2 separate regions of the Homo sapiens genome follow, and region 2 is linked to region 1. Evidence: chromatin contacts called from ENCODE Hi-C or POLR2A ChIA-PET data. All regions are on one chromosome and are shown on one strand. Each heading gives the region's core, a stretch centred on a gene start or an enhancer-like site at or near the end of the contact. The rest is flanking DNA. Distances are from core to core; before and after follow the strand shown. Region 1 overlaps VDR (vitamin D receptor). Region 2 holds the start of RAPGEF3 (Rap guanine nucleotide exchange factor 3).

The links. Hi-C counts contacts between places; a loop is a spot of excess contacts on that map. ChIA-PET counts read pairs that join two places held with the same protein, here RNA polymerase II (POLR2A). Pooled maps may share reads with other maps.
Region 2: a loop to region 1 is called in a pooled map, with 4 times the contacts of the local background. The contact joins the promoter of RAPGEF3 here to the enhancer-like site in region 1. A Hi-C loop is called at or near these places in 7 of 50 pooled maps. POLR2A ChIA-PET finds 5 or more read pairs at or near these places in 4 of 52 experiments (GM12878, HCT116, activated CD4-positive, alpha-beta T cell and 1 more).

What each region holds. Positions count from the first base shown.
Region 1 is chr12:47,878,749-47,885,872 of GRCh38, forward strand. It overlaps VDR (vitamin D receptor), which reads right to left. Exons shown (of 10, transcript NM_000376.3): 2 at 3,946-4,026; 3 at 220-367. The coding sequence starts at 365. Among named protein-coding and RNA genes, the nearest start is that of VDR, 23 kb to the right of the region's middle. RefSeq lists enhancers at 3,793-4,305, 4,443-4,552, 4,983-5,172. Within about 2 kb of position 4,508, at least 10 of the 41 ENCODE cell types and tissues checked have a DNase peak (open chromatin) inside an H3K27ac peak, as active enhancers do; they include GM12878, where a contact is called at or near this core.
Region 2 is chr12:47,754,337-47,761,460 of GRCh38, forward strand. RAPGEF3 (Rap guanine nucleotide exchange factor 3) reads right to left here and starts at 4,544. Exons shown (of 28, transcript NM_001098531.4): 1 at 4,215-4,544; 2 at 3,530-3,742. The coding sequence starts at 4,220. It also overlaps a transcript of SLC48A1 not described here. RefSeq lists enhancers at 1,272-1,441, 1,472-1,541, 3,755-4,423, 4,424-5,092 and a silencer at 4,364-4,713.

The sequences.
Region 1 (7,124 bases), core at 3,258-5,757:
AAGCGATTTCCAAGAGAGTCAGAGGAACATCTGGAGCTGAGAGGAGGGAAAAGAAGATACCACTCACCAAGACCCTCCTGCTCCTGTGGCTGTGAGCGCCGCATGTTCCATGGACATTGTAAGGAAGGAGATGTGAAAAATGCAAGGGCTCCCTTCATGGAAACACCTTGCTTCTTCTCCCTCCCTTTCCACTGGGGAGAGCCTGGGAGGAGGGCTCACCTGAAGAAGCCTTTGCAGCCTTCACAGGTCATAGCATTGAAGTGAAAGCCAGTGGCTCGGTCTCCACACACCCCACAGATCCGGGGCACGTTCCGGTCAAAGTCTCCAGGGTCAGGCAGGGAAGTGCTGGCCGCCATTGCCTCCATCCCTGTAAGAACAGCAAGCAGGCCACGGTCAGAGCCAGAGTCAGTGCCAGGGCCAGCTGGCATCCTTGGTGCCACCCACCCCCAGCCTCATCCCACCGCCCCCACCCCCCACCACCAGGGAGCTCAGCAAGGGTGGGCATCTCCCCAGGGCCCAGGCCTGAGCACAGTGCCTTCGGAGCCCTCATACATGATTCGCCCTACATAGCTGGCTCAGAGCATGGCTTGGAATCAGCTGCCTGGTTTCAGATGTTGCATCTGTCAGGTTAATTTGGGTTTAGTGGTTCACCTCTGCATGCCCCCGCTGTCTGCATTGGAAGAGGTGTTTTACTTCCAGGGTGTAAGGATCATATGCATGAACCCATTCATGCTACTGGCACTAGCTCTGCCTCAGGCACAGACCTGAACCAGGTCAGGGGCTTCTATCCTGCCCAACGCCCCCTCCAAGGGAAAATGAGAGTCCTCCCTCAGCCTCAGCACCTACATGTGGAGAGAAACCCTCAGGTCTCCTCCTCTTGAGGGTGGGGGGAATTGAGGATTTAGGTGCCCTGGTCATTCCAGCCCCAGCTCCTCACAACCATAAAGCTCAGGGCTAATAGGCTTATGCCCCTGGTGTTCCTGTACCAAGACAATCAACATTTCAAGATATTTCCCCCCCCTTTTTTTGGCAATAACACTTAAAACATTATTTTGAATGTCCTTCTGAGTCATGTGAGTCCTATACAATTAATTGTGTTTTCAGAGATGGTTTTTCTAAACAGGCATTATCATCTAGAGATGGATTTCATACTTGAGGAAAAGGAGAAGAGACAGACGGAACGAAAGCCCACAGCTTTGGGAAGGCCTTCTCAGGAAGCAGCTGGCTTGACTCTTTCATTAGCCAAAACTGGGCCCCCAGCTTTGTCTGCTGCGTCTGATCCCGTCTACTGTCAGGCTCAGAGATGATTCTGGGATACCTCAGACTGCCCTGAAATGCTTTCAGACCCTACTGCCTCCCAGTTCTCCCAATTTTATCTGAATCCTCAAAAGGGTCATTACAGGTTTCAGTGACCCCTTTGACCCTAGGCAAAGGGTCCTTCTTGTCAGAAGAAAAATAAGAGAGAAAGCCAGGAAACAAGAGACAAGAACCCACTCCACCCCAGGGTACCATTTCCTCCTGCCCTTGGGTGACAGAGGCAGATTCTGGGGGCCCTTGGGAGGCTCTGAGCTACTTTTCAATGACTAGGCCCATGATCTCTGATCTAGGGTGTGGAATATCAAAGCTCATTAAGTCTTATTTCACCTTCATACCACTTCATGGTGTAGATGCTATTATCATCATCCCCTTTACAAATGAGGCCCAGAGAGGCCCAAACCTTAAGATATGTCTAGAAACCACTACTGCCAAATGAATAAAACAAATACTTTCTAAAAATTCCCCAAAGAGCTTCACACCAAGGGAAAGAAGTGGTGCAGATAAGCAAGAATATGTTATCATCAGTCCCAAAGGGACAGAGGGAATCCCGGTCACAGACCTCGGAGATTCCCTAACCTCATTTAGCTTTTCTTTTCCTGGAAACCTTAATGTATTAGGTTGGTGCAAAAGTAATTGTGGTTTTGGCCATCAAAAATAATGGCAAAGATCGCAATTACTTTTGAACTATCCTAATAGTAATAGTGACACTATTGCTAATTTCTTTCACAGCTAGATTTATACTTGCTAAACTCTAATGTATATATAATATATACATTAAATATATAAATACATATTAATATATATTATATATTAATATATATTAAATATATAAATACATATTTAATGTATATATTAAATTTTAGCAGCTACATATACATTAAAGTTTAGCAAGTATAAATATATACCTATATATAAAGAGAGAAGCACTTTCAGAAAGAGAACAAAGATCATTGCAGCGATAGCAAAGACACAGAATCAACCCAGGTGCCCATCAACTCTGGACTAGATAAAGAAAATACAGTATATGTGTGTGTGTGTGTATATATATATATATACACACACATATACTGTCCTTTTTACACACGTATACTGTCCTTTTTACACACATACACTGTCCTTTTTCCTTTGCAGCAACATGGATACAGCTGGAGACCATTATCCTAAGGAAACAAAGCCAGAAACAGAAAACAAAATAGCACATGTTCTCACTTATAAGTGGGAACTAAACATCATGTACATATGGACATAAAGATGAGAACAATGGACACTGGGAATACAAGTGGACAGGGGCAGGGGCTGAAAAACAACCTATTGAGTACTATGCTCGCTACCTGGGAGACAATTCATTCATACTCAAAACCTCAGTATCTTGCAATATACCTTTGTAACAAACCTGCACAGGTACCCCCTGAACCTATAAGAAAAGTTCAGAAAAAAAGAACAAAGGAATGATTAACAGAAACCTTTGGAGAGATGAGATCGGGGAGGGGTGTGCATTATATAGTAGCAGTATTCTATTTTTTGAGTAGTGAGCATATGGTATCTTCTTCTTATTATTATTAGCAAAACACTACATCTATGTTTTGTATATCTGTGTTTGCATGCCCTTCTGAATATACAAAACGTTTCATAATTTAAAAAACAATTAAAAATAGAAAAAGTGCTTGTGGATCTATCAACATTGTCCCCAAAGACCATCCCAAGTCCAAGCTGATGCCTGCAGGTTTTAGAACATAGCACACATTCAAGATGTGGCCAGCATCCCGGAGGCCCAATATCATTGTGGGGTAATAGGGGAAACTGTCCAGGATGCTTGTGGCTTAACCCTGGGTCAGCTGAGATGCTGCAGCTCCGAGTCATCGTGGTGTTGCTACAGAGTCTGGGTCATCCAGGCTCCCAAGTATCCGGTGGATTTCGTGGAAAACAGAGAAATCAAATGGGGGGTAGGAAGGAATATCTGTTAAATCAGTCAACACATGTTCAGCATCACATGGACTCATTTGGAGATGCTATGATGCAAGCGAGTGGAACAACATACTACCACAGCACAGCAACGGGGCAGTCCTGCAATGGGGTGGGGTGCTGCCTTGACATCAGGAAGTCTCTATGCTGGGGGTGAAGGCTGGAAAGGCTGGATCAAGCAGCCAGAGGCCCACAGTGAATGAGACCATTTCAGGGGAGCTGACAGAAGACCCAACCCTGCTTGAGGTTATTTGCTGCTATCAAGAAGCCAGCGCCCAGGACCAGAGTCCACATGTGGAGATGTCCAAGCCTCTGTGGCTTGAGAGCTGAAAGTCCCAGGAATGACAGGCAGAGACTAAAGAAGGCAGCAAAGAGAAAGAGGAGATGGGGGCTGGATAGGAAACATCAGACGCACAGGAGAGCCCAGCCAGGGTCGTGGCTGGAGCCAGCAAGCCCCATCTCCTGAGCCCTTCTCTGAACTCCCACCCGCACCCCACACACTCATGCATCTCAGTTGCAGACTCTGCTGGCCCGGGACCCACCTTGCAAAATCCTGGGTGGTATCCCTTCCTTCCCCTGCCCACCACCTTCTTATGCCCCTCCCCCCCACCCCGCCCCTTGAAAACAGAAAGCCAGGGAAGTTGCGGCTGATGAGGAAACACCTACCTGAAGGAGCAGGGGGCAGGTAAGTGGAGCCCAGGGGTGCTCTTCTGTGAGGTCTCACAGACACTTCAGACCCAAAGGCTTCTGAAATGAAGAAGGGGAAACCTTTTATCTAAGGCGGAGCGCTGACCGCCTCCCCAGTCTCTAAGGAAGTGGGCACGAGAGGCTCTTTCCAGGGACTTTAGTCCCCAGATCAGTGACTGCAAACAGAAGTGGCTTGTTGGGAGCAGGCATGCCATGTCATCGCTGGCAGGGGTGTGGGGGTGGCGGCTGGGCAGCAGCCAGGATGGCCCTCCCTCGAGGCAGGGAGTAGCAGGAGCAGTGGGAAGCGGTGGCGGCAACCAGCCCCAGGCAGAAGGAAACAGCCTCCCGCCTAGGCACTCCTTCTCCTCTCACAGCCCAGGGTGTCAGGAGGGAGGAAGGGCCTTTTCGTTAGGGAGACCCACACTCTCACTACCCCCTCCATCTCCAGATTGTAGGCAGCTCAGGAAGCAGAGCAACTGGGCCATGTGTCCTGCTGCTAAGAGCGGGAAGACGGCTGCCCCAGGCAGGGCAGAGGAGGTGCCGCACAGGAGCTGGGAATGGGGCAGGCTTGGATGGCAGCCCACAGCCTTGGCCTCTTGGGACAGCTTCAAAGGCAGGTGTCTGAGATCTCCTGTCTGTGGAGACCGGGTGTAGGCGGAGCAGGTGTTGCAGGGGTTAAATACAGCAAAGCATTGCTTTCAAACAGGATGTTTTCTGCCACTTTTAGCTCTTCCCCAGACATGCTCAACACCCCCAGCTGCAGTAGGGTTGACTCTGCTGCCCAGACTCTGGATCTTAGCAGCTGGCTGGGGGGCCAGCAAGGAGGGATGGGCAGAATAGTATCCTTTCCACTTCCACTCACACCCGGCCCTACTTGTCCACCTGCAGACATAGACAAACAGACAGACACACACACACACAAACACACAAACACACACTTCTTTCCTTCTCTGATGCCAACAGGAGGTGACCCTGGCAAAGGCCTTTAAGTCAGACCCCAGATGGGGTATGTCTAGACCCCAGCTTTTGTCTTTCTTTGGAGACCTCTGTCTTCCAGTGGCCTAAGCAGGGAAGGGGGAGAGCTCAAGGGGCTTCCAAGACCTGGGCCCGGTCCTAGAACTGTGAGCCGACTGAGGCCACTTGCCACCCCCTCCAGTACTGCCAGCTCCCAGGGAGCATCTGAGGAAAACACTAGTGGACAATGAGCCAAGATAACCTAAGCTGGGCTGGCCCACCCCCACAAGAAGCATGGGCAGTGGGAGGTGTCTGCTGAGGACAGGCATGCTGCCACGTACCCCCAACCCAGGCCCTCCTTTGCCCCCTCTGCTCCTACTGCCCAAGTCCTTCCCAGCTGACCACGCTCTGCAGGGTTCCTCCTCTGGCCTTATTGATTCCTCAGGCTCCTTTCCTGGTGCTCAGGAAGGTGAGGTGGGGACCGGGTGGATGCAGAAAGGAGCACTGCTTTCCTATCCTCAATCCCTGTGGTTTTCAGAGGTCAGAGGTGACATCCAGATAGACAACCACCCTGGAACTTAAAAAAAATGTTTCCGGAGTATTTACTACATGCCAGGCCTGCTAAGCTCTGCATACATTATTTCATTTAGCCCTCACAACAGTTCTGTGAGGCAGGGAGCAGTCCTACTTGTAGCAAAGCCAAATTTCAGAGCACTCTGAGTGACTTACCCAGGGTCCCACAGCTAGGCAAGTGGTGGTTCCTGGGGCCAAATGAGGACAGGCTGATTGTAGTGCCCAACTGGGTCCTTTTGCAATGACAATCATCAGAGCAGATGCCTACTGCTCCGCACTGGGCCCTGCTCCATGGTTTTCCTGTGTCCTCACTCACTTCACTCTCATAAGAGCCTCCTCCAGTGGGTACTTTATTGCCCCTATCTTAGGGGTGGAAACTGAGGCGCAGGGAAGGTGATTGTCTTTGGAGCTGGATTTGAATCTAGGTAGCTTAGCTCTGAGTCATTTCTGCAACCCTAAGCCGTGGACACCTTTCACTTCCACTAAGTCAGGAGCAATGCAGAGAACAATCCCCAGGTCATGAGGGAAGAACCTGGGGATTGTTCTTTTCCTTCCAAGGATCCCCAGGCCAAGGGATGGCAGGCCTCAGCCAGGTTCCATCCACTTTCTGTCACCCAGCCCCTCTCATCTGGGAAAATCCCATTCAATAGATGGGCCTCTCCTCCTCACTCGACTTTCCAATAGTGGACGGTCCTTTTAGGAGAGATATCCTAGATTCAGCCTCTAAGTCCAAGTGCAAGCCTATAGGAAAGTGGGGCAAAGACATAAGGTGGAAAGGAGGACAGGTGGAAAAACTGCTTAATACCTGCCCTCTGCCACGTCACACGCCCACCCCACCAGCAATTCATGTTCTGAGTACACAGAACATCCCACTGCTTTTGCTGGGACCGTCCCCAGAGCAACCCTCTCCTGACCCTGCTTTAGAAATACCAAACCCCCAGCACTAAGCTTCAGAGAAGCAGAGGGGGAGGAGCTCAACTCTGTAGAAAGCCCCTGGCTTCCATCCCTCCAGGGCCTGCATCCCACATCAAAAACCCTGCCTGACCCTGACCCCAGTGCTGACCTTGCCTTAGCAAGAAATGAGAAGATAACACGTTTCCTTCCAGTCACTGAAGCCACAACCATTGCCTCTCCTACACGTCTGCCTGTCAGCCCACACCACAGGCGGCCCCATCTTGCGGCAGCTTCTGTTAAATGGGCATCCCCGGGGCCATCTCGCCTACGGCAGTCTTGCAGGGTGGCAATTGCCAGGTGTCCTGGGCAGAGCCCTGGGAGGACAAAAATCAAAGTCCCTCATGGCTCAGTTTAACTCCACATTGACTGGACCCTCCTAAGGGTGGTAAAGCTGTGACTCTGAGAAGGACCATGGAGTGGACAAGAAGTCTGACCGCTAATGTCTTTTCTAGCTCTGAGAGCATGCAACTCCAAGACTGGAATTCCCATCATGAGAAGCACTATTTTTTTTTCTTTTTAAGAGACAAGGTCTCCTCTGTTACCCAGGCTAGAGTGCAGTTGCACAATCACAGCTCACTGCAGCCTCTAATTCCTGGGCTCAAGCAATCTTCCACCTCAGCTTCTCAAGTAGCTGGGGTTACAGGTGTGAGCCACGCCAGGAAAGAAGACCTTAAATG
Region 2 (7,124 bases), core at 3,294-5,793, 120 kb before region 1:
CAAAGATAGACAGGTTTGTTATTCTACCCTCTCTGTGCCCCCAGGATGTTTGTGTGCCTGCCAACCTTCTAGGATGGGGCGGAGAGAGGGCTGCTATTCAAGGGCAGTGGTCAAGTGTGTAGGCTCTGCAGCCAGATGCTTGGGTTCAAATCCTAGCTTTTGCGTTACCATCTGGTTGTGTGAGCTCGTGCTGATTACTGAAGTTTGCAGTGCTTCGGTTTCCTCATCTGTAAACTGGGGTTGATGATATGAATAGTACCTATCACAAAGGGTTATGAGGATCAAAAAGTTAATAATATAAAGTACTTGGAATGGTGCCTGGATCATAGTAACTACTTAGTAAGTTTAGTTGACTTGATCAGATGTTATTATTTCATGATGGGCCCTATTACCAGGACACAGTGCAAAAAAATACAATGCTAGTCATGTCAGTTTCAGGGTTCTCAGTTGGGAAGAAGCAGCTGATATGAGTCAAGGTGAAGGTCCTCCTCACCCACTCCCCACTCTCATTCCTGAACAGAAAGGGTTCAGGGCGGAAGAGGAGGCACTAACTCCCCTGGCACCAGCACTGTGGCCTGCCCCACCCTCACTCCCTGTCACTGAATGTCAGAGCTGGGCTGGAGAGACAGGCACAGAGCCAGACAGCCTGGGGACCTGTCAGACCAGTTCCCTTGGGCCATAGCTAAGGTGTCAAGCTAGGGCTGCTTGTGGTGGGACAGGGGAAGGGTGCATGGGGCCGGGATGATGCCTTAAGGTGTCAGTGTTACTGTTCGTAGCAAGAGAGAAGTGCAGCATGGTGGTTATGTGGTTATGAGCTTGGACTCTGCAGCCAGATTGCCTGGGACCAAAGCCCAGCTTTGCCACTTAGCAGCTGCGTAACTCTGAATCTGTCACTTAACCTCTCTGTGGCTTTGTTTTCACATCTATAAAATGGAGATGATGACATTAGTACCTATCTCACAGGGCTGTTGTGAGAATTATTTGATATGATAAAGGCAAACCTCTTTCAATAATGTCTGGCACATAAGTACTGTATAACTATTAACTACTACTATTATTTGGATAGGTTGAATGAAAGTGCGTTCTCGGAGTTACAAAACAGGGCCACTTCCCCAAGAACAGTCACACAAAGAGAATCATCTCAGACTTCCCTGAGCTAGTAGAACCCACCACAGGTCACTCTGATCTTGCCCCTGCCCCCGGACATCAGACAAGATCTCACCTCCCCCTCTTATTTTCCAAAGATGTTCTTCCATCCCATTCCAGTGTCACTTTTGCAATAGCTGTTAAGTCTTATCTTAGTCTGTATCTAACTGCAAGCCCTCCTACTGTAACCCGCTTTCATTTTCTCTTGTCCTGGTCTAGGTAGGAACAGAAAGAGCTGTCTTCAGACTTCTTCTCTGGGAGGTTGATGGGTTTTCCCCTTGGCTTTCGAAGAGGGAGGTCTGGCCTCAATAACTGGCAGTGCTGTCTTCCTGGGACTCGGGCTCCACCCCTTCACCATGGGCGTGCATGCTCACAGCTGGCACTCATTCCCTCACGGAAGCCTTCCCTGGGCTAAAGGCATCATCAAGAGGTAAGAAGTACAGCTTCACAGGTACCCAGAGCCTCTCAAATATAGGCATGATGGAATGAAACCTCCCCACCCCAGTCCCCAAAGTTGGTCATCAGAAGAGGGAGTGGCCGCCTGCCTCTAAACACTAAAAATCTAAGTTCCCTCTAGTCACCAACGCCCACCTGGCACGGAAAGGCCTTGTTTTGGTGCCTTTGACCCCATTTACACTCCAGCAACCTTTACCCCCACCTTTCTGGCCTTCCCCTGCACACCAGCCCTTCATTTCTGGGGGCTGTGGAGAGTCAGGAGACAGCTTGGTGGCCTCCTCCACTCCCTCCCAGACTTCAGGTCCCAGGAGATCCTCCAGTGACCTATTGTCCTGGCACCTGACCTTCTCCCTACCCCCTACCTTGCTTCCACAAGCTGGGAAGGGGACAGGAAATGCACAAATAATTATAGCCCAAGAGGGAAGGAGGGAGGGAGGGTTCCAGCCCACTGGCTCCAGGCAATAGCTACAGCCAGTGACCCGGAGAGCGGAGAGCCGGAGAGCCAGAGGGGTAGCGGAGGAGGACCCAGGCTCATGATAAGGAAGACCCTAGTAGAGAACAGCTCTACCAGGACTGACATGTGGACTCTCCTCTCAATTCTGATTGCAAAGAGGAGCCCCTCATCTTGGTAGGTCTCAGTTTTTTCAACTCAGCCTCACTGTAAATGGCAGTTGGGCAAGGTAGGGGGAAGGAGGGAGAGGGTGGTGGTTATTCCACTCAAAAGGACTTGCCAATAAGAAGTGAACTCTCGGCTAGGCGCAATGGCTCATGCTTGTAATCCCAGTGCTTTGGGAGGGCGAGGTGGGCAGATCACGAGGTCAAGCGATCAAGACCATCCTGGCCAATATGGTGAAACCCCATCTCTACTAAAAATACAAAAATTAGCTGGGCGTGGTGGCGCACACCTGTAGCCCCAGCTACTCAGGAAGCTGAGGCAGGAGAATCACTTGAACCTGGGAGGCAGAGGCTGTAGTGAGCCAAGATTGCTTCACTGCACTCCAGCCTGGTGACAGAGGAAGACTCTGGTTAAAAAAAAAAAAAAGAAAGAAAAGAAAAAAGAAATGAACTCTCCCGGCCAAGCGCAGTGGGTCACGCCTGTAATACCAGCACTTTGGGAGGCCAAGGCAGGTGGATTGCTTGGGCCTAGGAGTTCAAGACCTACCTAGGCAACATAGCGAAACCTGGGTGGACACACGCAGTGGAGACATAACTGAATCTCAAGCTAAGCTACTCTATTTAGTCTGGATGGTTGGGGATAGCTTCTCTGCTGATTTGGATAGTACAGCCATTATCTTGCCTCCCAAATCCCACCATTCTTTCCCCTCCCTGCTCTCTCCTTCATTCTTTCAGGTCCAGAGATGTTTCTCACTAGCAAAGGGCACTTTGGTGATCTCAGATTCTCCAAATGTCTCAGAATCCTTCCCTGAGCCCCCCAAAGGCAGGTACCAAGCAGTGTCCACATGATCACCTCACCCTAAGACCAAAACGCAGAATTAGCACAGTTCAGTAACTCACTAAAGGAGAATGTTGCCACGGTGATGCACCCAGAACTGTAACCAAGCTTACCTCACTCCAACCCATTGACCCGGCCCCCATACCTCCCACCTCCACCTGGAAAGAACACACAAGTACCTAACTCAATGCCGGCTCACTGAGGTGACAGATAAACAACAAATCCCTTTCCCCTTCCCCCCATGCCCAAACAGAGACATTTGGGCAGAACACACACACAGACACACACACGTTGCAGCTGTGTGAGCCACCCACGCACACTGCAGACAAGCTTCCTGACCCAGTGTCCACGGCAGCTGTACCACTGTACACCCCCAGAGCAAGCTGGGCCACCAGCAGCATGCCAAGCCATGATCTAGGCCCCCCTCTAGCTCTGGTACTGGCCCTGGCACCTGGGCAGGTGAAAGGTACTCACCCAGCGCAGCCCCTGGATGCAGCTCGGACGCTGGTGCTCCAGCAGCAGCTGGTAGGAGCAGCTTCGGGGCCGGTGCATCCTTCTCAACACCATGTTGAGTAGTGTCCCCTCCGGCACCACGTCAGGGAGGGCTCCCACCCGCGGTGCTCCCAGAGCTGGGCTATCCTCCACAGCCAGGCCCACCTGCCAGCAGCTCTCACCTGGCCAGCCCACCTGTGACACGGGGAGGAAAGTGGACAGCCATGGGACACGACTGGGGCGGCTGGGCCACAGTACAACTGCCCCAGGCAGAACTACTTCCTTAGAGTCCTCTGGACTGGTCAGGCGGAGGTGCTGCAACCCTGCCAGGAGCTGGGGGGAGGAACAGGAAGACCTTCACTGGGGCCTGCCGGTCTGGCGCACTTAGGGGTCTCCAGCTGGCTCTTGGAAAAGATCAGGCCCTTCTTAGTCCTCTTTGGAATTCTGTCCCATCTCACTGCCCATGCCCCTGCAGGGATCTCCACTACCTCCCAGTATGAAGCTATAGATTCACTAGGTCTCCCAGAAATGCAGCTTCGGCTTAAACCCTTCTCCTCTCCTCCTCAGCCCTGACTAACCCTCCCTCTCCCACCCAAACTCCCCACCGTGTCAGCTTCCTCTCCCGCCCTCTCCTGCTCCTCCTCAACCCTGACCCCACCTTACCCACCTTCATGTTTCTTTTCAAGCTCGCACAGCCGTGCAGGCTCTAGCAAAAGGCTGGGGGGTCCCCAGCGACCCCCATCAGCTTTGATAAGGGGATCCGGAGGGTGCCAGTGGGTAAGTCCAGGTACAGTGAACTGGGCCAGTGCCTAGCTGGACTGGCTGCCAGGGCAGCAGGATGCAGGGCTCGGTGGAGAGGCTCCTCTTGGGTGAGTAGAGGGGTGGGGGCGTGGTGGGGGGACGCCACCCAGCCACCGGCGACAGGGAGCCCCGAGCCTGCGCCTTCGTCTCAGACGAAGGAGCCAGCTGGCACCGGGCGCTGAAGCAAGGCTGCGCTGGCACCGGTCCGGGCGGGAGCTGTCACACCCCCTGCGCTGCCCGCCCCCTTCCCCTCCCCAGGACTGGCGGAGGGGGCGGGGTGGAGGCGCCCTGCCTTACGGTAGAGGAATGCGTAGGGGAAGGGGGCCGGCACTGGCAGGCTTTGGAGTCCGCACCCGGGGGTACCAGAGTGGACATCCGCCTGAGCCCAGAGTATCCCCAGGGGGCAGGAGCGGCCCCGAAGTGTGTGGAGGAGGCCGCAACGGCCGGGGTGTCAGGGATCCGGCGGTGAGTGGCTGCACTGGCCGCCACGTGGCCGGGAGGAGAAATGCAAACAAGGAAACCGGGGAGAGCGGGGAGGGGGTGAGTCACTGCGGCCTCACCCGGGAGGGAAATCCGGGCTGGGGCCGCTTCCCGGCTGGGGGTGTCTGCCTCCTGTTTCGGTTCAGGGTCTCCAGCCGCCCGGGGGAGGGAATAGGCGGCTTTCCCGCGGGGAATCCCGCTGCCTTGCCTCCCACAGTTCCGTTCCCAGACCCACGCCCCACTGCCCCCTGCCCCAGCACACACACACCGGGAGCAGTTGAGGAAACTGAGGCTGGAGAGGAAGGACTGCTCTCCAGAACGGGTAGGGGCCCTAAGAGGAGATTGGGGTTGTGGCAGAGCTTCCAGGGGAGCAGAAGGTGTTCGAGTACCACGCCCCCTACCGCGCGCTCCCTGGTGGCCGGGTAGGTTGAGGCGGAGACCGGGCATTCCAGCGCCCTGCTAGGCAGGCTTGCTACCGAGGCTCCACGCCTCCCTGGGCCTCAGTTTCCACCACTGTGCAAATGGCCCAGCGCGGGCCTCTTCGCCCCACTCCTGAGAGGGTGGAGAGACAGTGGCCGGGGACAGCGACCCGTAATTCAGGACGATAATGAGGGTTTGGAAGGAGGTGAACGCCCCACCCCCAGCTTTTTAGGACTTTTTGCCCCTTCTCTTCCCTTTTCCCTTTGCTGTTGAGCCAGCCCAGACTGGGAAGAAGTATCTCTAAAAAGCCTATACCCCAATTTTGGGATGCCAAGCCCGCATCCTCCACCATGATTATTTTCTTGAAAGTGAGGAGAAGACTGGGAAGAGGTAGCTCTAAGAAGCCTATACTCCCAATTTTGGGATGCCAAGCCCCCATCCTCCACCAATTATTATTTTCTTGAAAGTGGGGAGAGAAATTTTAATTGTGATTAAAATCCCATTTTTAATGTATACATGTATAAAAAATGTTTCCCAGAAGCTTACTAAAATGCAGGCTCCGTCCCCAGCAATTCATATTCAATCCTATTGGCATGAAATGGAAAATCTGTATTTGGAACAAACACCCCAGGTCATCTGCTGTGTCCACACATTAAGAAACGCTGGTGGAGTTTTAAATGCCTCTCCGGGGAAGGAGGAAAGCCTGAGAATGAATCTGACCTCAGACCCAAATCCATTCAACGGAGTTCTGGTAATTTGGAAGAAGGAAGAGCAACCTGGAAACTGACAGGAAAGGATGACAAGTTGGGAGTCACAGGTATGCATGGGGAAGAGTTAGGGGGATGGAGTCATGAGTTTCGGGTTGCTGGGGCCAGTGCCCTGGCCTAGAAGTTCTTGCAGGAAGGCTTCCTGAGACTGGCAGTTGGGTCACAAAGGGGTCCCCTATTTCCTATTCTTGCTGCCCTTACTCTGGGCAGGTGGAAGATGCTGGGGAGTGAGGCAGGACACTTGTATACATTTCAGCAGAGCTACAAAATCTAATCATGTGCGGGCACTCTTTCAAGTGCTTTCCATGTGTTTAATCCCTGCCACGATCCTGTGAGGTATGTACTTCTGTTATCCTCACGTCACAGATGGGGAAACTGAGGCTCAGGGATATTAAGGAAATTGCCAAAGTCACACAGCTAGTAAATGGTGGAGCTGGGGCATGAATCCAGGTTGTCTGTCTCCACGTACTCACCATGGTATACTGCGTATACTCTGTATGTATTCTATTCTTCTAATGTAGACTAGACTGCCTAGGAGAGTCTACTCAAAAAAGGAAAATTGAGGCCGGGTGCGATGGCTCACGCCTGTAATCCCAACACCTTGGGAGGCTGAGGTGGGGGTGAATCATGAGGTCAGGAGTTCAAGACTAGCCTGACCAACATGGTGAAACCCTGTCTCTACTAAAAATACAAAAATTAGCCAGGCGTGGTGGCGTGCGCCTGGAATCCCAGCTACTCAGGAGGCTGAGGCAGGAGAATTCTTTCAACCCGGGAGGCGAAGGTTGCAGTGAGTCAAGATCATGCCACTGAACTCCAGCCTGGGCGACAGAGCGAAACTCCATCTCAAAAAAAAAAAAAAAAGGCAGGGGGGAAATCGAATATGTTTGTGTTGAGGTGTGGGGGAGCCTCAGGGAGCCAAGGATCACTCAAATCGGTGAAAATGAAACTGTCCCAACCCACTCCCCCACCTATGTTCCCCTTCAACACTACTCTTGCCTTTCTTTTTTCCATTTCTTTTTCATTCCCCCTCTCTGGGGAGATTGAGAAGAGGACCTGGGGTGATTACCTATTGGCTCCTAGCCTGGGGAGATCATAGGGAGTAGATCTTT